Linked DNA regions of Homo sapiens: region 2 is linked to region 1. The links are chromatin loops, found by intact Hi-C in ENCODE. Cell type or tissue: IMR-90. All regions are shown on one strand.

Region 1 (8,000 bases):
GGTGATGAAATAATCTGTACAACAAACCCCCATGACACAAGTTTACCTATATAACAATCCTGCACATGTAGTCCTGAACTTAAAAGTTATTAAAAAATGTAATGCACACATAGCTAATTTTTATTTAAAAGAATAATAATAGAAATCTAATAAGCACCCACATACATCCCATCCATCTCAAGAAACAGAACATTGTCAATGTTTCCGAATTCCTCTGTCTGCCTTAACTGATCATGTACCCTTCTCTGCCCACACTCCAGACAGGGCAAGTCTCCAGAATTTTTATCCGTCTCTTGCTTCTCTTTTTAGTTTTAACTCACATACATATTCCACTAATTGACACATTAGTTCTGCCTGTTTTTGATGTTTATATAATGTATAGTCTGTGCTCTTTTGTATCTTGTGCTTACACATATATTTTTGAGATTCATCATGTTAATATTGGTAGTTGGCCTTTTGTTCACCACTGTATAATGTTCTGTAGCATGAATGTATCAAAACTAATATATTAGTTCTACTCATGATTGACATCAAGATATTTTTTCTATTATGAATGCTGCTTCTATGATTATTCTTTTTCTTATTTTTTATTTTTTTGTAGAGATGGGAGTCTCACTTTGTTGCTCAAGCTAGTTTCAAACTCCTGGCTTCAAGCAATCCTCCCACCTCAGCCTCTCAAAGTGCTGGGATTACAGTTGTGAACCACCACAGACAGCCTATGATCATTATTCTTTTTTTTTTTTTTTTTGAGATGGAGTCTCACTCCGTTGCCCAGGCTGGAGTGCAGTGGTGTGTGATCCCGGCTCACCTCAACTTCCGCCTCCTGGGTTCAAGCGATTCTTCTGCCTCAGCCTACCGAGTAGCTGGGAATACAGGCATGTGCCACCATGCCCAGCTAATTTTGTATATTTAGTAGAGACGGGGTTTCACCATGTTAGCCAGGCTGACCTCAAACTCCCGACCTCAGGTGATCCGCCCACGTCGGTCTCCCAGACTGCTGGGATTACAGGCGTGAGCCACCGCGCCCGGCCATGATCATTCTTAAACACGGCTTCTGAAGTGCTTCTGCAAGAGTTTCTCTTTGGTTACAATCCTTGAAATAGGAATACTGAGTGGAAGAATAAATGCATGCCCAATTTACTAAGGGACACCAAAATATTTTTCAATGTATTTTCCTATTAATAATCACTTCAGCAGTGTTTAAGAATTCCTATCGCTACATATCCTTTCTTACTGTCAGTACTATCTTTTATCTTTTTTTCAATCTGGTGGTCATGCATATATGCATATTTCACAATATATTTGTGAAATGATGTCTGATCTCTCACAATAAATATATGAAATTATACCTGATATTTAATTTGCATTTCCTGACTAATCCAATTCCTGACTTCATAAGGTTGAGTCTCTTTTTAGGAATTATAGGTACTCTTCTCCTCTTTTGTGAAATTCCTATTCCTGTCTTGCCTGCTTTTATGGAGTTTATTGTTCTCATTATGTAATAGGCATTTCTTATTTGAAGTACTTTGTCAAGTGTATTGCAAATGTTGTCTCCTGGTTTGTGGCCTGTCTTTTAACTTGGTGACGTCTTTGATGAGTAGGATATACAGAAGTTGTTAAAAATTTAATGTAGTCAAATATACCAATGCTTTCCTTTATGGTTTGCATTAAGAAATCCTTCCCTTCTCTGAAGTCATAAATCCATTCTCCTAGATGCTCTACTAAATATTTAAAAAATTACATTTAACATTTTAATTTCTTAATCCATGTGGAATGTCTGTGTGTGCATGTTTGTGTGTATAATACCCAAAATGCTTGATCAGGTAAGCATTTCATATCTGAAGAGGCTGTCCTGGCACCAGGATTCGGGACAGGAAGCATGGCATGCCAGAAGAGTACATCTCTGTATCTCTTTAGTTGGAGTCCACCCAGGATTCTATGGTCCTAATTAATATAGTGTTATAAGCCTGGATACCTGGGGAGTCAAGTCTACCTATTTTGGTAGATAGGCCTTGTCTGTTTGTGATGGCGCTTTTGATCTGTCAACCTGGTCAGGCTACAGGCCAGTTATACAAACATAATCCAGGTACTGCTGTGAAAGAATTCGGCCTATGGAATTACAGCTCTTAAGTCAGTTGACTTCAAGTAAGGAAGATTATTCTGGATTATCTGGGTAGGCCTGATTGAATTGTTAGAAGGCCTTAAATGCAGGACTGAGGTTTCCCCAGGAGAGAGAAGAAATTCCACCTGTGGATGAGAGCTGTGGCTTGTTCCTGTGAAGTCTCATTGTGCTCATGACGACTTTCTGCATGCATTTGGGACTTGTTTAACCAGCCCCTGCAATCATGTATGCCAATTCCTTGCAATAAATTTCTGTGTCTCTCGCTGTTTCTCTTTGTCCCTGTCTGCCTCTCTGTTTCTGTATTTCTCTCTGTATGTATGTGTGTATACATACACACACACATATATATTCATATATATATATATATATTTCTTCCTCTGCTTCTCTGTTTGAACCTTGACTTAAGCATTCTTCTCTCTTTCATATATATTACAAAATCAACTTGTCAGGTTGATTTTGTAATTTATACATGTTTGGGTTTCAATGTATATTACATTAAATCTATATGATAATTTGGATGGAATTGATATCTTCACAGAATTGAATCTTTCTATCCATGTTTTTCCACTTAGGTCTTTTTAATACCTTTCCATAGAGTTATAATTTTCTGCAAAAGCTTTATTTTTGTAGCTGTTACAAGTGTCAATTTCTAAACCTTGTTCTTATAAAAGACATACATAAAAATTGCATGGCTTAATGAATTATTATAAACACGCATATAATCACTGCTCAGGTTAAGAAACAGAACATTGCCTGAAGCTTGCTGAGTGCCTCTGCCTGTTCACAACCCACTTCCTCTACCTGAAACACAATCATTATTCGGACCTTAGAAAACTGCCTCACTTCCTTTTCTCCCTCTTGTCCTTCCACAATTTTGTCACTTCTGTAAGAATTTCTAAATAATATGATTTAGCACTTTATAGAAATGGAATCAGGCAGCAGTGTGAGTCCATATTATTATTTAAACTTTACTCTTTCTCATTAAATACGTGTTTATCATTATGAAATGACCCTCATTGCCTCTTAAAGTCTTTTTTTTACTTTAATGTCTACTTTGTGTGATATTAATAGAGCACACTAAGATTTTCCCCATCCTTTTATGTTTTGCCTTTCTGAATCCCTATTCCTGGTGACCACTGTGGTTTGCCACATCTTAAAAATATTTTTGCAGAGAACCCTTTACTATGTTATTGCCCTCTGAGCTACAAGACATTATATATTTGGTACAGATTTTCTAGTTTTTTTAAGAGGATGGCGAGTGCAAATTAAATTCATCTGATTTGCTTTTATTAGAAGCAGAGTCCCCAGTTGTATCTTCTTTTAAATTGCTTTTTATTTGTGGATGGCTTTATAAAATAAGTTTTTGTGCATTGATCCTACACCCTGCAGACTTGCTAAACTCGTTAATTTTTAGCTTTTTATATATAAATTCTTTCAAATTTCCATGTAGATAATCATATTATTAGCAAATGATGAGAGATTTCATTCTTTTTGATCCTTACACCTTATATTTCTTTTCCTTGTCTTGCACTGGCAAGTATCTCCAATACAATAAATATAAAATAGCAATTAGGCTTTGGTTTCTGATTTTAAAGGGAATCCATTTAATGTTTTGCACTAAGCAAAATATTTGCATGTTTTTTAAAATTGGTATGCTTTATCAGATCAAGCAAATTCCTTTTTATTCCTAGTTTGCTAAGAGATTTTTTAAAAACATCATAAAGTGTTATTGAGTTTTATTAGAGCTTATTCTGAATCTATTAAGATGATCATACGGTTTCTCTGAATCTGTTATTGTGGTGAGTTACATTCTTAGGTTTTTCTAATGTTGAACCAATTTTGCACCTTGAATAAATTCTACCTGATTATGTGCATTATCACTTTTATACATTTATTGATTTGGTTTATTTAGAGCTTTTGCATCTACGTTCTTAAATGGCCTGGAATTTAACTTTTGTATAATGTCCATGTCTGATTTGACAGCATGTTTACACAAACCTCATTAAATGAGTTGGGGAGTGTCTCCTGTTGTTCTTTCTTTGAAAGAACTAGTATAAGCTTGGAATTATGTGTTCCTTGAATACTCAGGAGAGCTCACTTGTAAGCCCTCTGGGTTCTGTGTTCTCTGTGGGAAGACTGTAACTACTGATTTAATTTATAGGCTGGATCTACCATCATTAAAGATTCTCACCATGGGAATGCCTGCTGTACCAGCAGAGCCCAGGCTGTGTGACAGCTGGGAAGTCCCTATTACCTTGCTGTCCTCCTGTCCCTTTCCAACTTTCCTGGAGGCAAAATCCACAGGGGCTGCAGCTCCCCCCAGTGGCTACAGAAGAGCAGCTCTGAAGGAGAGCTTGTTAGCGGTGGGCAGCTGCAGCCTGGGGAACCACATAGGCTCTGGGCACTTGCCTGCACCGTCCAAAGGCTGCCATCTTCTCCATCTTTGAGTAGGCTTGCTCGAGTCAGGAGGAAATAAGGACCGAGAGGGACAAGTGAGAACCAAGAAAGGAGGGCTAGTGAGAGTGTAATGGTTCTGTAGGCTCCCCATTGTACGGCTCACTGACATTTAGTTGCTAGATAGGGGATAGCCCAGGGAGGGGGCAGTGGTGGCAGCCATGTGGTGGGTGCCTGGTCAGAGGGCGGGCTCAGTTTGGCAGCTCTTTACCAGCCAGTAAGGACAGAGATCTCAACATTTTAATGTCTGTTGTAGCTGTTCTACTGTGCACCAGCTCTGAACACTGGATTTAGATTTCTGGATTGACATTATTTTCTTTCAGCTCTTTGAAGATATTATATCACAGGCATCTGGCTTCATTATTCTGTGAGAATTTAGCTATTAATCAAACTGTAAATTCTTTGTAGATAATTTATCTTTTCTCTCCAACAGCTTTTGGTGTCTTTTTCCTCTTCTAGTGTCTTACAGTTTCATGATAACATATCTAAGTGTCATTTCTCTGTATTCAGCCTGCTTGGCTTCCTGATGGGAGGACTGGACTCTTGCATCAGTATTAGGAAGTTGTCAGGTGCTGTCTTTTGATTGTTGCCCTCCTCATTCTCTCAATTACCTCCTTCTGAATTGCCTATTGTGCCTTCTCACTTTTTCCTCATATCTTTCCATCACTTCATTTCTCTCTGATGACTTCTAGATAAATTCTTCAGATCTAACTCTCACTTTTTTGATTTTCTATGATAATTCCAGCATTTGAAGTGTTTGTGAGTCTACTCTTGGGATATATCACTTTGCTGATTCTCACTCAAGTGACTTGTTTCCTTTGTGTTTTCTGGTTTTTAATTGTAAGGTCTGAATTTTTTTTTCTTTAAACCTTTATCTGTGAGAGATATTTGAGGTTCTGAATTTGAAGTACTTGGGTCAGGGATCTCTTTAAGCTAAATTTTCATATTGGGGGTTTGCAGTAACCATGAAAGTAGTGTGAATTCCAGACCCAAACCCAGTTTGTTATGATATTGTAGTTACTAATTTTGCAGAAAAGATAGCCCCACTCCTGCCAGTTTACCAGAGACAAGGCAAAAATAACCAAGTGAATATTACTACTTGCTTTCTCTATGAGGGATGGAGGTTAGAGAGGCTCTATTTTACTCACTGTAGATGTCAGCCTTGAGAATCTCAGCGTTGAAAGTCATGGTTCTCTTACCCAGTCTCCTATGTGTCCTTCTTGACTTGGGCCCAGACATTCTCCAGGCTCTGGTGCTTGGCCAATTAATTTTCTCCAGGTTTTTCTGTAAGCTCTGTAAGGTAAGGTTTCACTTCATGTCTAGCAGTCATATTGCCGGGAGTGAGTGTACACTGTACTTGAAAAGAAACCCATTTTACAATTAGGAAACTGAGGCACAGAGAGATTAAGTAACTTGCCCAGGATCATAGAACTAGTAAGTGGTCAAGTTGGGACTGAGATCTAGGCAGCTGACTCTGCTGACCAAGTACTTAAACCAAACACAGGCTGCCCTATGGTAATTCTTCATTCTTCTTAATCTACCTCCACAAATGTTCTGTTGGGCTTTTTTTTTTTTTGATGAAGTCTCGCCCTGTCACCAGGCTGGAGTGCGGTGGCACGATCTCAGCTCACTGCAATCTCTGCCTCCCAGGTTCAAGCAATTCCCCTGCCTCAGCCTCCTGAGTAGCTGGGACTACAGTCACGCACCACCATGCCTGGTTAATTTTTTGTATTTTAGTAGAGACAGAGTTTCACCATGTTTGCCAGGATGGTCTTGATCTCCTGACCTCATGATCCTCCCGCCTTGGCCTCCCAAAGTGCTTGTTCTGTTGGGCTTTCTAAACATTTTTTTCCTAGGCATTACATTTTTTTTTGGAAGTAACTCCAGGAAGCTCACTATTTTGCAAACACTCTGGATGTATTACCCTGGTTTAAGGTACCTCATAAGAAACGGGAAAGGAGTAAAGCTGGGAAGGTGGGAAATGGAGTTCTGTTGATTCATTTGAAAAGGCATTAATACTGTGAGAAGGTGACCAGGAAACAGCCTCTCCAAGCACCTTGAGAAGTTTTCTGAATGAATGTAGATAGCTAATGGGAATCTCAATGGAAACAGAGGGACAGTCCCTGATGCTTTATACAGGTCACCTCTCTCTCTAACAACTCTTGGGGCTTCAATGCTCGCTCCTGGTGAACAACTCTTGGGGCTAGATGCTCATAGTTCTGTAGGGTGGGAAGTCCAAGATCAAGGCATGAGATCAAGATCAGACTAAAAAACAAGAGAGCTCTCTGAGGCCTATTTTTTAAAGGCAATGGTTCCATTCATGAAGGCCCCACTTTCATGACCTAATCAGCAACCCAAAATCCTACCTCCTAATACCATCACGTTAGTGACTCAGATTTCAACATAGGAATTTCGGAGGGCACATTTGGTCTGTAGCATGAGTATATGGTGTCTATTGTATACGTCTTTCAACATTTTAATATGTTTGAACATTTTCACAATTAAATATAGACGAGAAGGGGAAAAAAGTAGCCTGGGGTCGATCCCTACCTCATTGCAGGTTCCTTTCAAGTGACTTCTCACTTTTGTCAGCAAATATACTTAATATAGTACTCTGTACACACAGCTGCTCATGAAACAGAAAACTAACATCTAAATTATCATCTAAAAGTATATGGTGCTCCCCATCCCCATCTGCCACATATGATTCAAAATAAAATAATACAAACCTGAAAAAATATGCATGAAAAAGTCTATCCAAGTTTAGACTTTTCCCATTTTAGAAACGTGATAACATTTCTAAATATTTTCTATATGTGTTCTTGCTTTGCTGGTTCTCTAAGCATGGACTTACTATGCAACTTGGGCAGTCTAGCACTGGTAGGCTCTTGCATTTGTTAATTACGGAAAAAGTAGCTTTTTTTAAAAAAAAATATTTATTTATTTATTTATTTATTTATTTATTTATTTATTTTTGAGATGGCGTCTTGCTCTGTCGCCCAGGCTGGAGTGCAGCGGCACAATTTTGGCTCACTGCAAGCTCCACCTGCCAAGTTCATGCCATTCTCCTGCCTCAGCCTCCCGAGTAGCTGGGACTACAGGTGCCGGCCACCACACCCAGCTAATTTTTTTCATATTTTAAGTAGGGACGGGGTTTCACCGTGTTAGCCAGGATGGTCTCGATCTCCTGACCTCATGATCCGCCCACCTCGGCCTCCCAAAGTGCTAGGATTACAGGTGTGAGCCACTGCACCCGGCCGGAAAAAGTAGCTTTATAAGGGACTGAAGCTTGTCCATGCCTGCAGGTAATATCCACCTAATTTCATGGCAAGCTAAACTCTCTTTTATCACTATCTAGATAAATTCGGCATTATATTCTCATTAAAACCCATCTTTGCTTAAAATACTGGCTACCTTGTGTGTG
Region 2 (8,000 bases), 440 kb before region 1:
AACAGACAGAAAAAGAGGCCCTCTAAGTGGCTAGGTCTTCAGGGCTGGTGCCCAGAAGAAAAACCCGAGTTGTAGAAAGACCTGGGGAGTAGGCTCAGAGAATGTCCTGAAGATGGGGAGATCACCCAGGAAGCCTGCACAAGGATGGTAGGTAGGACACTTAAGAGTTAGGCAGAGAAAAGATCATATAACTTGGTGAGCATAAATTCTTTGTTACCCAACAGAAACCAAAAAAAAAAAAACCTGCTTTTTTTTCCAAGACGGTAGAAGGGGCAAGGAACACAAATTGTGTTTGTTAGCACATTTGTAATAACTGCAAGTTGGGAACAGTTTTAATCTCCTCTGTTGTTATTCAATAATGACAGTTTGAATTTCATGTTGTTATTCATTAATGACAGCTTGAATTTAGTGTTGGTACACGACATAATTTCAGTGTTTAAGACTTGAAATAACAGCAGCTAAGTGAATATTTTACTGTTATAATCTCAACCTGTTAGTTCCAATGGTTTTAGCTAGATCTCAACTTTGTTTTCCACAGCAATGTCTATTGGAGACTCAAGTTTGCCTGCTCAATTATAACCACATTTCATGTCAATGTGGAGACTGTATTAACTAGTCATTACTAATTTAATAATTAATTCAACACAGAGAAAAGCTGTGTCATAGGCATCAAAGAATAAGAGTTTCAAAGGTTAAAGTAGACACAAATTGATAAGGGTTGGCAATTAAGTCACTGATAACCAAACCAAGGGCAGTTTCTGCAAAGAGGTGGGAACTTGGAAATCGCTTTGCATATGGCATGAAATTACATGAGCAGTGAGGAAATGGGAGCTGGTACCCAAAGTCTTTATGCACTTATTTGCTGAAGTAGAAGCTCCAGAAGGGCGGGGATCTTTCTTCCCATTCTCTATCCCAAGTGCGCAGGACAGCATCTGATACCTGGTTAGTGCTTAACAAATGAGAATCTTGGAAAAAAAAAAGTGGGGGGGGGGTGCTAAAGAGGATGACATGCGGTCAAAGGTATAGTGAGAAACCTGAAAGACCGGGACCCCAAAAGCCAAACTGACAAGGCATTGAGATTTTAAAAAAACCAAAAAACAAAAAACTACATGTTTCCCAAGTATTTTGACTAAAGAATTATTTTGAACATGCATCTCTTAGATTTTTTAGGTCTTTTTTGTGTTGCTCTTAGGTATTTGAGTATGTGTCATTTTTGTTTTTAAAAAGATACTATGAGAAGCAGGTTTTCTTTCCAGTTTTTCAACTGGCTTCTCTTAGATGGCCTAGTATACAATACATAATTCGTAGGTGAATCCTGGGAAATTCAACCCCAGAGAAGTATACAACAGTGAAGTGACTTAGTTATTTTAAATGCATTTAGTAATTAGCTTTCTTAGTCTACAGCTGATATGCAATCAAATTAAATAGGACATCACTGTGGATAATGGCTTTAATGGAAGGAAAAAAAGTTCTTATACCTTAAAAAGCTATGAATACATGACTAATTTGGGCTTCTAGTGTCGTTTTGAGGCATCATATGAAGGAGACACACAATGTTGCTAGGAAACTGATGGGGGTGGGGTTGGGGGTGGAGGGAGGAACTAAGGAACATATATGTTAGAAACTGAAACATCTAATCTAAACTTTATCTACAACCCAGATTTGAAGTCACATGACTTTGGGGGGGGGGGTGGGAGGGGCTACCATAACCTGTCATGAACTTAGTGCTTTTTTTTTTTTTTTTTTTGAGACAAAGACTTGCTCTGTTCCCCAGGCTGGAATGCAGTGGCACGATCTTGGCTCACTGCAACCTCCGCCTCCCAGGTTCAAGCGTTTCTCATGCCTCAGACTCCTCAGTAGCTGGGATTACAGGCACATGCCACCAGGTCTAATTTTTGTATTTTTAGTAGAGATGAGATTTTGCCATGATGACCAGGCTTGTCTCAAACTCCTGACCTCAAGTGATCTGCCCATCTCAGCCTCCCAAAGTGCTGGGATTACAGGCATGAGCCACCGTGCCTGGCTGTGAACTTGGTGCTTTTTAAGTGATTCCTGAAAAGCCCCAAAACAGTCAATAATTTGAATGTGGTTAAAATCCTTTTTGCTTTATACAGTAAGTCTTCCATTAGCCTTACAAAATTACTTTAAAACTATTTTTTCTACTTTACTAAGCAGTTTCTTTTTTTTTTTTCCATCTCTCTAATGATACATAATAGATGTACACAGTTTCAGGGCACATGTGATAATTTAATACATTCATATAATTTGTAAAGATCAAATCAGTGTACTTGGGAAAGAAGTTGGTTTAGTGTTCCACTGAAGAGATATAAAGCAGGGATTTCGGTGGTGAATTGGCAAAATTCATTTCATGTGCCACACACTTTATCTGAGCTAACGATTTTTTTTAAGTGGAGTAGTGAAACTGTACATGTCACTGGGAAAAAGAAAACAATCCTAAGCTTACACTAGATGGAAAAATTCTATCTACAAGCAACAAAAATATTTATCATCTACCATTAGGAAGCATTTACTAGTATACATACAGTGTTTCAGTGGAAAGAATATCCCTTTGGAACCATATCAGAGAAACTATGCGGTCTTCGGCAGAACACCCTGGTTTAATATTAAACCAAGAAAAGGCAATCAATACTCTTAACAGCACTTATACAATTTTAAAACCATGTACTGTAAGCTCTAGAACTTAATGGTTTTCTTTAGAAATACTTGTAATTAAGATAGGAAACAGGCAGTTAAAAGTCGAAAGATCTCTTTTTTCGTGAAGTGTGATGGTTTATGTTTATTTGGAAGTCACATATCTTATACTACCTATAAATGTCAAGAAAACAGAAAGAAATTATCCTTGGCCATGTTATTTAAACACATTCAGAATGGAAAAATCTGATTCCAGCATTCAATTTGGATTATACTTAGTTTTGAAAATAAATAGACCAGAGATATATGCACAAGAAGTGTGTGTGCACGCTGCAGCTGTTTCAGGTGAAGGAAGGCTGGGTTCTGGGTCTTTGCACTGAGAGCAGTCAGGCTGGCGGCTCAGAGGGGTCTTACATGGGTCCAGGCTCTGCACGGCCCTGTGCCTCTAAGGACGCTGTTTTGAATCAGCTGAAGTAATCACAACTGGATAAAATTTCCTTGGACATTAAATAACAAGCAGCCTCTCTCTTTTACTTCTGTTAGTTAAGGCAATAAAATAAATATTAGCTTAGAGTCAGACCTAGAAGGGGACTTAATATCAGCCCTTCTTTCAACTGATGAAAAATCTGAGCCAAAAGAAGTAAAGGGAGTTGCCCAAAAACCTGAGTAGTGACAGAGCCAAAAGCCAACTGCAGGCTTTTGTGTGGCCACCTGATGGGTTCCATGCTCTTCCACTCTGGTCCTAAGTGAGCTTGGACACACTCACTGCCAGGGGCACCATCATTTAAACAGATCCAGGAAAATTTTTAAATGGGTAAACAGAGACAGGCTCCTGTATACTTTACTCAGGGGCAAGACAAACACAAGCTGCTAAATATTTATTCTTTTTGTACCGCTAGACAGCTTTGCACAAATCCCTTGGATCACAAAATCATTGGAATACTTCCATCAGAGCTCATTTTCAGAGTTTTGAACAATATTTAAACCACCTCACTAGCCTGTCACGAGATGGCAGTAAAAACTAGGCATATAAAAAGAGAAGGGAAACAATGACAGAATATATTGCATTTTAAGTTAACTGAAATTACAGTTATAAAGGTATATATACCGTATATACCTTTGTGGTGAACAACAGAGTCTGTAGAACTATTAGTCATAGACAGCTTCCAATGAATTTACTAATATAACTTCATGTTTTTCAGAAAGGCATACCAGCTACCATTTCAACCTCATTAAAATGTGATTTTTGGAACAGGAAACATGCATATATAAAGAAGTTAAAAAACAGAAATGGATGGAACACTTTGCCTCTCTGTATATTTGAAACTATACCTGGAGACAGCAATTGCCCATTCCAAATCCCATGGCATCCATGTAAATATGATCCGGCTTAGAAGCCCTTGAAGCTTCATCATCCTCAGTAAATGTTTCTATAAATGGAGATGGTGTATTCTTGTCCTTAAATACTGTATTATAAAAATACAAAAATAAAAATGGTTTAGAATCCAGGATTAAACAACAATACAACATGTCTCTCTCCCACCCCACCACCTCTCAGTAGACTTACTTGGTACATTGATGACAACCTTTTCTCCTCTCCTATGTCGGATATTTCTTGTTAAGGTACTAAAACAGACAACCAAACGTCATAAATTGGTCACCTAAGAGTCATCGTGTAAAAGAAGAATTTGATTACATACAAGTAAGTGGAATGAAATCATACCTCAAATTAGTTATCTAAGACAACTCAACAGAAAATGTATCTGTGGTGTCAAGACACTACAAGGGAACTTTGTGATTAAAGATTTTGCATTAGTATCAATTCTTTGGCTCCTGCTCGAGAATGCCGTTCTGTCTCCTGCTCAACCCCTGCTCCCAAGGCTCCCTGTAACTTACCAAATCAATTCAGGTGTTCAAAGTCTGCCATGGTCTGCTTTCACTGTTTGCAACATGTCCCAAATTAACTCCAAAGACTTTGGTCAAACTTTAGTACCCACTTTGCCCAGGCATCTCTGGAGCCCCAATACCTTGCTCCTCCCTCCCTCATCTCTGCAGGATTAATAATTATCCTCCAGACTCATGCTTGTTTAGTCCAGAAGCTACCAGGCACACAGTGGCCACTGAGTACTTGAAATATGGCTTGTCCTAATGAAAACATGCACATGCTGTGAGAGTAAAATATACACCAGATTTTGAAGACTCCGTACAAAAAAAATGTAAAATTACTTGTGAGTAAAGGATTACATGGATCAAATGATAACATTTTTGGACGTTTTGGGTTAAACAAAATATAAAATTATGTTCATCTGGTTTTTACTTTAATGTGGCTATGAGAACATTTACAATTACATGTTTCTATGGGCAGTGCTGCTATAGACTCAGCTTAAATGCCACCTCTTCCGTGAAGCCTGCTTTGATTCCCTCAGTCAGAAGCACCTTACTTTCTCCAAGAAGGATTTCTGGTGCATCTTTTGACATCTGTCATAATCTATCTCTTCTTGAGCAGCTGAATTATTTTTATTTTCCTTTAAACACATGACAACATATGAAGTTAGAAACTACGTCTACAAATATCTGTCTTCCCCAAAAGGCTCTGCACATAGCAAACGTGAGGGCCTGTTAAAGGAATGAACGCTGAGAAGTCTCCATGTTCCCACTCTGGATCAGGAGCCTAGGCTCAGGATGACAGATGAGCATGCATTGTACAAAGCTAAGATCAGGCTAGTGAGAGCCTTAAAGCAACTTAAAACCTCAGAATTGAACAACAAACCAACAGAACTTGAAGTTAATGGAAGAGAGTGCCTATTATATATATCAGGTACTGCACCTATTTTATAAGTTATATAGAGTAAGATGGGCAAATCACAGATACTGATGGTTAGAGAGGACAAAAAAGGAGAAATAACTAAGAGAAAAAAAAAATCCCAGTAGGCATTTACAGACCTAGGACTGAAAATAATCTCCCTATTAAAAGAGTTATTCGCAGTGGCTCAGCGAATAACTTTGTGACGACTTGGAGAATTGACAAATCAAGCCTGGTGCACGCATCAACAACCAAGAAGCCTGGGGGTACTGAAGATGTGAACAGGTGCACATCTGCTATCTTCTCTGGTTACTTAGGAAGAGAGCCAAAACTCAGTTAATGCTCAAAAAGGATTTCTAGACAGAAATACTATACTCTCAGAAGTCAGGGGTCTAGTGAAGGGCATCTGCATTTCAACACAAAGCCATACTCACCTGAAGCGAGGGTGCTTGTTTATTGCTTCATCTGGAAAGAAGAGGGACTTGGAAGCTCCTCCTTCCACTGGGTTGGGTTTGACCTCGGGCAGTGTGAACCCAGGACAGCCTAATCTACAACAAATTGAAGAACTAAATAGATGGGATTTGTTTTCAAGAATTAATTGTGTGCAGTCTTGCCATCACTGCACCTGCCAAAGACACCTCATTTCTAGTATCCCCTTTTCAGAGGGCTTTGTGTTTACAAAACAGATGTTGTGTAAATACTGTGCCCCTTTACAACCACTCCCCACACTTCTTGCTCACAAGGATCTTCTTTTAATTCCAGCCCACTACTAACTTTATCCAAGTCTCCACTCACTCACAAACCACACAGCACTTACTCGGGTCCTCTCCATCTCTTCATCTAATAGGAAGGACTGATAGCACAGAAGTCATTTCCCTTGGTCACATCAGCTGTCATGGGTGACAGGTGTCCCCTACATGGCCTATGAGGTGTCTTCCTTTTCCATCTCTAAACTCTCAGATTATCTTTGGACCTGCTGCATGGCACCACTGCCTCCCACTTCCTGGTAGGCTCTGAATCTGGAAGGAGCCTGTTTTTTGCCTCTATAGGTCACCTCATGAGTCCCTCAAGATTAGGGAGTGTCTCTGCAGGTGTCCCCATCTACCCCTGAGATCACCCTCTGAAGTCTGAAACCCAATCCTATTCTCTTACTTGACTTAAGGAGCTCTAATTTCAACACAGAAAAATGAAGCTCCATATTTATTCCTAAGTGTAAAGCTCAAATTCTACATCACTTTTAGTGATGGCCCCAGTTTTTCCAAGTTAGGAATTTGAGGTCAATATTACATGTGCTGTGAGGGAGGACAAAGACTAAGCGAAAGCCAAACAAGGGAGGAGTTTTAAATTAGTGGGAAGAAACTTTTGGCTTGAGGATCAAGACTAGCTCATATCTTTTAAAAAAAAATTTTTTTTTTTTTTTTTTTTTTTCTGAGAAAGGGTCTTGCTCTGTCTCCCAGGCTGGAGTGCAGTGGTGCAATCATAGCTCAGTGCAGCCTTGAACTCCTGGGCTCAAGTCATCCTCCTGCCTCAGGCTCCTGAGTAGCTGGGATTACAGGCATGAGTCACTGTACCAAGTTTTTTTTTTTTTTTTTTTTTTTTTTTTCCAGGGACGAGGTCTCACTATGCTACCCAGAATGGTCTTTAACTCCTAGGCTCCAGTAATCCTTCTGCCTCAGCCTCCTAAAGTACTGGGATTACAAGCACGTGCCACCTCACCTGGCCATCAATGCCTTATTTTTAACCCCTACCTTTTCTTAATATAAAATAAAGTATCTGTTGCCTGCCCAAATCCACCTTGTAAACAATTGAAGGTAGTGATCTTATCTAGAAAACAGTTCCCAGCTACAAGGGTTCTTGAGAATTCTTGAAGCTATGTGCATTATTTACTATGAGCCTAGAACCTTAGGAATAGTCCTTTGGGAGAGTAATAAACTTAAATCTGAGGGGATTCCTTGCTCACCAGAATCAGATTGGATGAAGAGAGAATGAGAATGTGTTTGTGTGGAAGGGAGAAGGTAGAATCAGAACTTGCATCTTCGGACACCTACGGCACTGCTTCATTCTAGAGCAGTGCTGTCCCACAGAACTTTCTGGAGTGATGGAAATGTTTAATATCTCCACTATCCAAACCGATGTGGTAGTCACTAACCACGTGGCTACTGAGCCCTTGAAATGAGGCTAGTTCCTCAGTCACATCAGGAACTACAATTTTCATTTTATATAATTTTAATTTTAAATAGTCACATGATTACTGTTTTGGACTAGAGTTCCACACTATAAATCTTTGCATCTTTATAAAGTCACCCTGTTTACACTTAAGAACCAGAGCACTCCTTTCTCTCTTGATCCTATACTACAACAAAACTTTATCATTTATTGTGGATGTATAGGGAGGCTTCTAACCACTAAATAACTAATAATTATTGTTTCAAGTCCCAAAATACCTTCCTATATGGACAGGGTATAAAAAATTATACATATAATTTTTTCTAAATTACAGGTTTTTAGAATAAAGCTTATTCCTCTGTCTCAACTTTCCCTTCAC

Evidence for each region. Peaks named below come from ENCODE experiments on the same cell type or tissue, not always from the same donor. Only the 100,000 strongest peaks of a DNase experiment are listed, where the experiment ranks them.
Region 2: a loop joins it to region 1, with 7 times the contacts of the local background. A loop is called at or near these places in 2 of 110 quality-filtered maps.

Annotation. Positions count from the first base shown.
Region 1 is chr6:53,951,836-53,959,835 of GRCh38, forward strand. All of the region lies in intron 1 of LOC101927189 (a long non-coding RNA gene), which reads left to right. Among named protein-coding and RNA genes, the nearest start is that of MLIP-IT1, 43 kb to the right of the region's middle. In IMR-90, a CTCF peak has its summit at 4,450 (motif pointing left); a DNase peak (open chromatin) is centred at 4,436.
Region 2 is chr6:53,510,220-53,518,219 of GRCh38, forward strand. It overlaps GCLC (glutamate-cysteine ligase catalytic subunit), which reads right to left. Exons shown (of 16, transcript NM_001498.4): 4 at 5,890-6,003; 5 at 4,220-4,278; 6 at 3,985-4,118. Among named protein-coding and RNA genes, the nearest start is that of GCLC, 31 kb to the right of the region's middle. In IMR-90, a CTCF peak has its summit at 3,659 (motif pointing right); no DNase peak of the experiment used is centred here; H3K27ac peaks cover 583 bases.